Linked DNA regions of Homo sapiens: region 1 is linked to region 2. The links are chromatin contacts, found by Hi-C or POLR2A ChIA-PET in ENCODE. All regions are on one chromosome and are shown on one strand. The core of a region is the stretch at or near the end of the contact, and the rest is flanking DNA. Distances in the headings are between cores, read along the strand shown. Region 1 overlaps LOC105378231 (a long non-coding RNA gene). Region 2 holds the start of FAT2 (FAT atypical cadherin 2).

The links. Hi-C counts contacts between places; a loop is a spot of excess contacts on that map. ChIA-PET counts read pairs that join two places held with the same protein, here RNA polymerase II (POLR2A). Pooled maps may share reads with other maps.
Region 1: a map of mammary epithelial cell shows a loop between it and region 2 (3-fold over the local background). The contact joins the enhancer-like site here to the promoter of FAT2 in region 2. A Hi-C loop is called at or near these places in 6 of 168 maps with a recorded cell type or tissue (CD14-positive monocyte, Caco-2, PC-9 and 2 more), 1 of 37 single-sample maps with no recorded cell type and 3 of 50 pooled maps. POLR2A ChIA-PET finds 5 or more read pairs at or near these places in 8 of 52 experiments (A673, CD4-positive, alpha-beta T cell, MCF 10A and 5 more).

Annotation. Positions count from the first base shown.
Region 1 is chr5:151,646,124-151,651,365 of GRCh38, forward strand. The region is part of intron 1 of LOC105378231 (a long non-coding RNA gene); the gene reads left to right. Among named protein-coding and RNA genes, the nearest start is that of CLMAT3, 28 kb to the right of the region's middle. Within about 2 kb of position 1,413, at least 3 of the 41 ENCODE cell types and tissues checked have a DNase peak (open chromatin) inside an H3K27ac peak, as active enhancers do; they include CD14-positive monocyte, PC-9 and mammary epithelial cell, where a contact is called at or near this core.
Region 2 is chr5:151,588,825-151,593,999 of GRCh38, forward strand. It overlaps FAT2 (FAT atypical cadherin 2), which reads right to left and starts at 2,507. Exons shown (of 24, transcript NM_001447.3): 1 at 2,341-2,507.

The sequences.
Region 1 (5,242 bases), core at 163-2,662, 56 kb after region 2:
AGGTATTTTCAGTTGTTGACCGCAGGGAGCAGGGTGTGGACAGCTCTGAGTGTGTTAGCTAGAATATCAGAGCCTTGCTGAACTTGCTCATTTTCTGCCCATCCCAGCTGTCCAAGCACTAGAGGCAGCCCCCTGGGTCCACCCCACCCCACCCTTCAGGCAGGCAAGATGAAAGGACGGTGGCTCACATTGTGTAGTCTAGTCCCCCAGGAGGTGCCTCTGATGCCAAGTATTCCTGTGGCTAACAAGCCCTGGTTGCAGGGGTGGTGGGCAGGGTGGCACAGGGAGGTAGGGGGTAGCCCTCTCTCTCCTCCTCAGCTTCCTAAAAGCCATCTGTTCCAGAACCCAAGCATTGCTTCCCGCTACACCCAAACCACCGCTACACCCAAACCCGTGGGACTGGTTATCCCCAGCACACACAGCTCTCTGTTGCTGCTTGTGTTTGTTAGTTGGCATTTGAACAGTTCTCTGTGGTTCAAGTGTGAGGGTGGCCTGGGGCAAAATGAGATTGGCAGAGGTTGGCATGGATACCACACCTCCTTCCCACTCTCTTACCCACGAGCCCAGACCCCTAAACTTCCCCCTATATAACAAACACCACCATCGCCTGGAACTCCCTTCCCCTTCAGGACCCCATTCTTTACTTTTTCAGATGGCTTATTGGAGAAACAACCTCTTCTAAGGCATGAGATGTTGCTAAAGTTCTTTTTCATAGGGGTCCTCTGTGGACAGCACACCCAGGACTCATGAGAGGATAATGGCTGGAAATTACAGGCATGTGGCAGCTTCTGAGGGACAGATGGAAGTAGGTTATCTCCTCTGCTCTTACAGTAAATCTTAAGTTTTTCTATACATTGTCACCTAAGGTATGTAAGATTTTCTTTTCTTTTTCTTTCTTTCTTTCTTTTTTTTCTTCCTTCTTTTTTTTGAGTCAGGATTTCCCTCTGTCGCTTAGGCTGGAGTGCAGTGGTACCATCACAGCTCACTGCAACCTCTGTCTCCCTGGCTCAAGCAATCCTCCCACCTCTGCCTCCAGAGTAGCTGGGACAATAGGAGTGTGCCACCAAGCTTGGCTATATTTTTTTTTAAGAGATGGGCTCTCACTAGGTTGCCCAGGCTGGTCTCAAACTCCTAGGCTCAAGCAATCTGCCCGCCCTGGACTCCTAAAGTGCTGGGATTATAGGCGTTTAGTGCCTGGCCCTCTATTCATTTTCTATTCAGCAGACACTGGGGTGCACTGGCCTAGCAGGGGTGAGAACTGACTTCTTAATCAACTCAATGACTCATGTGCCATGTCATCTTCCCTTTTGGGAGAACCTCAGTTTTGTTGTGTGATGGGGTTTCATTGAGTTATTGCCACCGGGCTCACAATTTATGAGGCAGTTCTCTATTTTTTAAGAACTACCCATGAAGCTAGGAGACATGAGGTTCCTCCTGACTCACTCTGTTTCTCTGCTATTTGTGGTGGCTATCATGGAGGTAGGGCACTTCACAGTTTGCAGGGTGTCCAGACTGCCCTGACTTGATTCAGTGTTCAACAAATATTTTTGAGTATCTCTGAAGTGCTCGGCATGGTGCAGGTTCTGTGGATACAAGCATGAGTGAAGTAAGTGGTTTGGAAATAATGTGCTACGGAAACGAACAATGTATTCAAAAGGTGCACAATGGCCTGGAGCAGTGACTCAGGCCTGTAATCCCAGCACTTTGGGAGGCCAAGGTGGGCGGATCACCTGAGGTCAGGAGTTTGAGATCAGCTTGGCCAACATGTTGAAATCCCATCTCTACTAAAAATGCAAAAATTAGCTGGGGGTGGTCGGGGGGCGCCTGTAATCCCAGCTACTCGAAAAGCTGAGGTAGGAGAATGACTTAAACCTGGGAGGCAGTGGTTGCAGTGAGCCGAGATGGTGCCACTGCACTCCAGCCTGGACCACAACATGAATGAAACTCCGTCTCAAAAAAAAAAAAAAAAAAGAGAAAAGGGGGGTGCACAAGTTCCTTGCAGATGGAACTTAAGCTATAAGGTGGGAATGAATACAAAGAGCCCAGGGAGGAAGGTAAGATGAGGATTACCACTCCCATTTTACAGAGCAACCTTGGAGACACCGACTGACCATTCTAGACTGACTGGTTAGAGGCTCCCTCCCTGAGAAAGTGGTGTTTTAGGAGAACACTTCCTAACAAGAAGAAGCCAGCTTTGGGAAGAGCTAAAGGCAGCTTGCGCAAAGGCCCTGAGGCAGGAACCAGCTAGGCCACTGGGTACATTTGAAGACCAGAAATAAGGTCAATGTGTCTGGAACTTAGCTACTGCAGGATATGAGATTCAAGAGAAAAATAGGGTTGAATCATGAAAAGCTTTAGGGATTTTGTTTTGAGTGTAACAAAAAGTCATTGGTGGTTTTTGTTTTGTTTTTGTTAATTGTACCTTTTTAAATGATCATGCTAGCTGCTGTAATATTGTCACCAGCACCACTTTGTACCTCTTTTTTTTTTTTTGAGATGGAGTTTTTCTCTTTCACCCAGGCTGGTGGGAAGTGGTGAGATCTCAGCTCACTGCAACCTCCGCCCCCCAGGTTCAAGCAATTCTCCTCCCTCAGGCTCCCGAGTAGCTGGGATTACAAGTGTGTGCCACCACACCCAGCTAATTTTTGTATTTTTAGTAGAGACAGGGTTTCCCCATGTTGGCTGGTCTCAAACTCCTGACGTCAGGTGATCCGCCCACCTCAGCCTCCCAAAGTGCGAGATTACAGGCGTGAGCCCCTGGACCTGGCCCACTTTGTGCCTCTTTGGCACACCATTCACTTTGTAATCAATGTAAATGAAGACCTCCAGAGCTGTGCAAGGTGGAGCAGTCCCTATAGTTCTTCCCAAGCCCTATGTGCTTTCAGGATCTGAGAATCTAGTGTTAAGAGACTTTGGGTTGGGAAGAGTCTTCCCTAGGGGCTTTAATGATGTCAATCCTAAATCTTCTTGGAGAAGCCCAATGGGAGTGCTGGCCCCTCCAGGGTGTCTTTATTGATCTCTGTAAACACTCCCTTCTCCCAAGCTCTTTCATCCGAGAGGCCAAGCCAAGTGGAGGCAGACGCTCACTCACTCTCTCCTCCCTTCAAGCTGACACTCTGTAAGCCTTTAAGCAGCTTGTAACTCCATCATCTCAGCGCCCCTTGGAAGCGAGCAGCGTCAGATTAAGCGAATCTGGGATCCGGGTGCTGAGGAATTTGGGGCCTCTCAGGTCTCTTGGCAGGAGTAACAAGTACCTGCAGAGACTCTTCTTCAGAACAAGTGAAACTAATTCCTTCCAGGGGCAGAAAAAGGCATGTTTTTGGCAAAAGACTTCATAAGATGTTATCTCAACATCTTATGAAGTTGGAGCCCTAGGAGGGAAGGCAGTTGCTAAACCAGGTGGGAAAACAGATAGGGTGGGAGGGAAGGACTTAGGTAGGTTCCCACACTGGTTTGGATCCAGGGCCGCCTCTGGAACTAGGTTTCCTGGCCTGAGGAGGGTGGCCTCATGCCTTTTCCACTCTCCTAGGACTAGACAGGGAGAAAGAAGAACGTGGAAGGGAAGGAAGGGGAGAAGAGAAGAAATGAACTGCTTAAGTTCATGGCCCCATTCTACTCCTCAAGCTGGACAACTTAGTGGAAAGAGTTGCAGATGTAAAGTTACAGATGCAAGGAAGCTTCAGCATCATCCAATCTAACCCTCTTATTTCTTTTTATTTATTTATTTATTTATTTGAGACAGGGCCTCCCTCTGTTGCCCAAGCTGGACTGCAGTGGCACAATCTTGGCTCACTGCAGCCTCCTCCTGTGAGGTGCAAGCAATCCTCCCAGCTCAGCCTCCCACGTAGCTGGGACTTCAGGTGCATGCCACCATGCTCAGTTAATTTTTTTTAAATTTTTTGTACAGACAGTATCTCAGTATATTGCCCAGGTTGGTCTCAAACTCCTGGGCTCAAGCAATCCTCCCACCTCGGCCTCCCAAAGTTCTGGAATAACAGACATGAGCCACTGTGCCCAGCGAAGCCTCTTATTTCATGGATGAAAAGACCAAGGCCCCCAAGATGAGTACTTCCCAATGCTGACCAGAAGATGAGATGGCCTTCTCCTGTGCCAGAGGAAGTTAAAAGTGATGCATTTTGAAGGAAATTTTGGCAACATTTGTCAATGTTTTAGACACACATACATTCTTTGGCCCAGCAATTCCACTTCTGGAACTTCATCCCACAGAAACCCTTGTACATGTGTACAGAGATGTATGTACCAAGTTGTCCTCTGTAGTGTGCTTTGTCAGTGCAAGACACCTCAAGAGACAGTAAAGGGTGTGCTTAGCAGTAAGTGCAGCATTAAACTGCTACATTGGTATTACAAAATACCATGCAGCCACCAGAAGGAAGGAGGCAAATATATCTCATTACTATGGAAAAATTATGAGTGATATTGATTGATTGATTGATTGAGATGGAGTCTCGCTCTATCGCCCAGGCTGGAGTGCAGTGGCATGATCTTGGCTCACTGCAACCTCCGCCTCCCAGGTTCAAGCGATTCTCCTGCCTCAGCCTCCCAAGTGGTTGGGATTACAGGTGGCTGCCACCATGCCCAGCTAATTTTTGTATTTTTTTTTTTTTGAGATGGAGTTTTGCTCTTGTTGCCCAGGCTGGAGTGCAATGGCACAGTCTCAGCTCACTGCAACCTCCCCCTCCCTGGTTCAAGCGATTCTTCTGCCTCAGCCTCCTGAGTAGCTGGGATTATAGGCACCTGCCATCACGCTCAGCTAATTTTTTGTATTTTTAGTAGAGACAGGGTTTCACCATGTTGGCCAGGCTGGTCTCCAACTCCTGAACTCAGGTGATCCACCCCCACTTGGCCTCCCAAAGTGCCAGGATTACAGGTGTGAGCTACCATGCCCAGACTAATTTTTGTATTTTTAGTGGAGATAGGGGTTTCACCATATTGGCCAGGCCAGTCTTCAACTCCTGACCTCAAGTGATCCGCCCACCTTGGCCTCCCAACATGCTGGGATTACATGCGTGAGCTACCGTGCCCAGCCTATGAGTGATATTTAAAATTAAAAACAAAGCATGGCTGGGAAAGGTAGCTCACTCCTGTAATCACAGCATTTTGTGGGGCCAAGGCGGGTGGATTCCTTGCCCCTAGGAGTTCAAGACCAGAGTGGGCAACATAGTGAGATCCCATCTCTACAAAAAAAAAATTAGTTGGGTGTGGTGGCACACAACCTGTAGTC
Region 2 (5,175 bases), core at 1,257-3,756:
ATAAATAAGGCCCTACACATTTCTTGCATTACCTTCCATGCACCCCCTCATTTCTCACATCAATTCTCTGAAGAAAGAACTATGATGATCCCCATCTTTCAAATGAGGAGCCTGAGGTTTTTAGAGAAGTTGAGGCCCAGGTCACATGGCTAATAATATCCGGGAGTTGGACCCACACTTTACTTTGTAAACCTGTCTATAAACCTCCATCATAAATGTGAGTGTTAGTACTATTAGTCCTAGAAATACTAGTATTGAGGCTCTGAGCTAGCTCAGTTTGCATTCTAGGGGCTCAGGGATCATAGGAGGCTTTTAGAGGTCATGTCCTTCCCCACTCAAAATGAATCCAAAAGACAGGGTTTATCCAGGGGGTACAGGCATGTCCCCAACCGTACCAACTCCATCTCCCCCCAGACACACACAGGCTGTCTCTAAAACTTAATGCCTGCCTGACAGCCTCTCCCACCTGGCCTTAACTGGCCAGCACCAGGCCAGTGCCACACAGCCTGTCATAAAGCATCTGGAAGGAGAACTTACAGGCCAAGGTGAGTTCAGTCGCACTTAGGTTAGAGTATGCAGGAAGCTGAGCATCAGGCTAGCTGACATCATGGATTCAGTATCTTCCTGCCAGAAGTCTAACATGTACTCTATCGAGAGCCCTGGGGGAAGACCCTAGTTTGCCTCTTACAGGGACATGGAACATTGAGCCTCTCAAGGTTCTTCATCAGCAAGATGGAGACAATCACTCCTGCTCTGTCTACCCAACAGAATGGATTCAGAAGGGATCTTGGCCAGGTGTGGTGGCTCATGCCTGTAACCCCAGCACTTTAGGGGGCCAAGGTGGAAAAATTGCTTGAGCCCAAGAGTTCAAGACCAACCTGAGCAACATAGTGAGACCCCATCTCTACAAAAAAACATTTTTTTTAATTAGCCAGGTGTGGTGGTGTTTGTCTGTGGTCCTAGCTACCCAGGAGGCTGATGTGGGAGGATTGCTTGGGCCCAGGAGGTGGAAGCTGCATGATAATGCCACTGCATTCCAGCCTGGGTGACAGAGAGAGACCCTGTCTCAAAATAAATAAATATTTAATAAAGGGAGGAGAGGATCTTAACAAACATCCAACTGCCTTTATTTTATATGTTCAGACATAGGCCCAGAGAGGTAAGAAACCGTCCTAGGCCACACAGCCTGTGAGTCACAGAGACATGATTAATGAAATTCTCTTCCCACTCTGCCACACTGCCTGGATTTGAAACCTCAAAAATTTCAAAAGACCATGCGTGCTCAGCATAGTCCCCAGGGCACAGGAAGCATTCAACGAGCATAAGCTGTAATAACTCTTAGTAGCAAGGCATGTTCACCTGTCCAGTCTCTGCTCCCACCTGTGAAGCAGGGCTGAAGGACTAGAAGCACCTACTTCCCAGCCTGCTTCTTCACCTCCTCCTCTCCCCTGAGTCCAGGCGCCAGCTCCAGATTGAGGCTGGGCACAGAGGCAGCATTTCTGAGCCCTTGGCAAACTTCTGCACTGCCTCACTGCTCCCCATGCTGGGGCAAATGGCACTGCACCGGCTCTGAGAACTGAACTCTAGCCCAGTGGCTCTGCTCAGCGTTCCACTCTGGCTCTCCTGCCTCCAGAGATATGCATCAGATTTCTGCTTTCCCCAAGACAGGGGAACAGGGCTGTTCCCACCCCAACAACTCCAGTGCTGTCTTGGTGCCACTCAGACTCATGGTCTTTCACAGCCCTCAGAGACTATGCATGCCCCCATTCTACAGTCAGGGAAGCTGAGGTCCTAATCTCAGCAGCTACAGGAGAACCAGGGCTGACCAGACTATCTGACTCTCCCTTAGCCGCCAGGTAGCTTTGTCTGTGATAAGGTTCCTATGCCCACCTGGACACACACAAGAAGCCAGCAACTCTCAATTCCTGGCCCTGGCACTTCCCCCTAAAAACTGCAGAGGAAATCTCCTCCATGTCCTCTTAAAGGCTCATCTCCAGAAAGCCCAAGTGGGGGATTTGATTCTTGCAGGACAAGAATCCAACTTTCCACGTGTGCAAATGTGACCTTCCTCTTCCACAAGATCACAGTCTCAGCCTTGCCCATTGCTGGGCCCCGATCCCCAGCCGCGGACTGGCTACCTCACTGGCTTCTTTCAGTGTACCTAGATGATCCAGGCCCAGATGTCCCTGTCTTCCCTCTCTGTGCCTGTTCCAGCCATCTCCTGCTTCCTTCTCTACCTTCCAGGAGCCCCCAACTCCAGCCTGCTTTGGAACCAGACTCAAGAATGGATTAACTTTGCTGCCCCCCTCCCGCATCTTCCCATCCTCCAGCAATTCTTACCTGTGCCCTTCAGGTAGGGGAGGGTGCCCCAGAGCAGGCTGCTGGGCTGGCGCCCCTCTCACGAGGGCCAGGCTGACAGGCTCCTGAGGGAGGTGCAGAGACTCGGAGCAGGAAGGCGCGCAGCCCGCAGCCGGAGAGGCTGCTGAGAAAGTTGGAGTAGGTGTGTCCCAGCCCAGGAGGAGGAGGAGGAGGAAAAAGGAGGTGGGAGAATTGAGGCGGATCATCCCCTCCTGCCAGCTCTCTGTCTCACGGAGAGGGAGGGAGGAAGCCAACTGGTTTGTGGCCCAGAACTCACGGTGGGGAATCAAGTCATGGAAAATGAAAGGAGCTGAGAAATCAGGCCCATCTCCACCTCCCTTCTTGGTTTCACCGAGGGATAAACTGAGGCCCTGGACAGGTAGTGTTGCCCCAGGTCACACAGTCACACAGAGACCACAAGGGAACTAGAAAAGGTCACTTGGCTGTCAGAACAGTAGTGTTCTCTCCACTCCTCCATGCTTCAGATCTGAGACTGACAACCACAGCACCCCTTTCCCCAGGGCTTTGGAGACGGACAGATTTGGTTCGAAACCCTGGCACTGCCACCTACTAGTTCAGTAAGCTTGGGTGAGTTACTTAGTCTGAGCCTCAGTTTCCTTTTTTGAAAAGATGGGGATAATAATAGCTCCTACCTCATAAGGTTGTTATGAGAATTAAATGAGATAAAGGTTGCTAAGAAACCAGTCAGGACTTAGCTGAGAAAGTCCCCCATAAAAGGTAATTCTTATTCTTATTGTTTTCAGCTGTGACTTCCCCACACCTGACTTACCCTCTCTAAGTTTGGGCTCCCCCATCTATTAAATGGAGGTAACAAGAATACCTGCTTCATAAGGTTGTACAGATTCATGAGACCGATTATGTGTGCATCACAAAGCACGGTGAGTGATGGCTCACTGGGGTGCAGGACGCCTTGGCTTTGATGCGTTTTATGAGGTGCCTCTCTGTTCTGGCTCCCCATATAATTCCATTACGCACCCTGTGTTGAGAACCAGTGTTTTAAGGGAAAGGGAGAAGAGTTAGACAAGGATTAGCACTCCTCTCCCCTGCTGCCACGTTTTTAGTTATAGAACACATTTGTTTGCTCGTTTTGTATGTTCATGCACAGGTGAGGCCCATGTCTACCTTTTCCCAGACACCGTACTAGGCCCTGGGGACACAGAGGTAAATGAAATCGCTCCTGCCCCACAAAACTGAAAGCAACTCTGCAACCATTCTGTCCAATCCCCTCCCTCCCCCCAGGTCTTGAAGCCCCTCTGCAACATTCCTGGCAAATAAGTGAGTCTTTGCTTGCATACCTCTAATTACAAGAAGCTTATCACCTCTCCCAGCAATCAGTTTGAGCTCTTAGCAATTCTAGCTGATGTTCAGCTGAGCAGCAACTCTTCCACCTGGTTAATAAATAAGAATTATTCATACCGTTGTTAATGCTTTTATTATTATTAGCTATGTATCCCAAGGCAAATGACTTAAATTTGTTAAGTCTCTGTCTCCGCATTTGTTAAATGGGGTCACAACTGTGCTGGGACCACTCAGAACAGATCCGTTTCCCCTGCCGTGTGACAAAACTGAGGCCTGGTTCTATGGCTAGGACTTAGGTGTCTAGAAGTTTAGCCTGGACCCTATGAATTAGTGAAACCATGAAGGTTCTGGTCTTGTTGCTTATACAGGAGCAATGAGGCTTTTTGCTGTTTCCTGGCTCTCAGTGAGATGTTTATGCAGCTGCTGCAGCCACTGTGAGTTGTGCCTTCAGGGACCTGTCACCAGCATCCAGGATGACCACAGGCATCAAGCAGGCTGCTATGGTGTGTTGCTCAAGATGTCCAGAGGGATTCCCCACCAGTAGGATTCTCTGAGGCTTCCCTCCTACAAGCTGCCTCCGCCCCGGATGAGAGGCCCAGGGAGTTGCAGGGTGAGGGGACCTACTGTGATCGACTCCCAGGGAGCCTGTGATCAAGGCTAACCTGAGCAATTATCCACTTGGCTGATTGCCACTCAAGCCTCCAAGTTTGGTCCGATTAGGCATTAACCAGAGGAAGGGTGGCGGGGCAGCCCCACGGGCCCTTTGATTAGTCACGTGCAGAGTAGCAGGCGACTGTCTTCCCTCGGGGGCCAAGGCTGGGCTCCAGCCTGTCCAGCGCAGGGACTGTCTGCAGCCTATTGCAGGAGGGGGAGATGGGTATCAGGATGGATTTCAGAGCCTCTTAAGGCTGCTGGCATCCATCCCCTTCTCCCCGGCTCCCTTACCACTCTCCTGACCCACTCCTGGTCCTTCTCCCTGCTGGCCCCAGGACCTTTCTGGTGGGTCTTCAAGCCTCCAGTCTCCCATGCACCAGGGAAATTGACTCCTAGTGCCCTCCAAGCATGCTCAGAAACTTCTCATTCCCTGATATCTAAAATTCTCTCTCTTCCTGCTGAAATTGTACCTCTCTGTGTTGGTATAGCTCATATTCCACTCCCCTTTGTGAGCACATCCTGACCAAGCCTTTGACCTGACCAAGAAGTAATAATAATAATAATAGGCTGGGCGCAGTGGCTCACACCTGTAATCCCAGCACTTTGAGAGGCCGAGGCGGGTGGATCACGAGGTCAGGAGGTCGAGACCATCCTGGCCAACATGGTGAAATCCTGTCTCTACTAAAAGCATAGAAAATTAGCTGGGTGTGGTGCCGTGTGCCTGTAATCCCAGCTACTCAGGAGGCTGAGGCAGGAGAATCGCTTGAACCCGGGAGGTGGAGGTTACAGTGAGCCAAGATCACGCCACTGCACTCTAGCCTGGTGACAGAGCAAGACTCCATC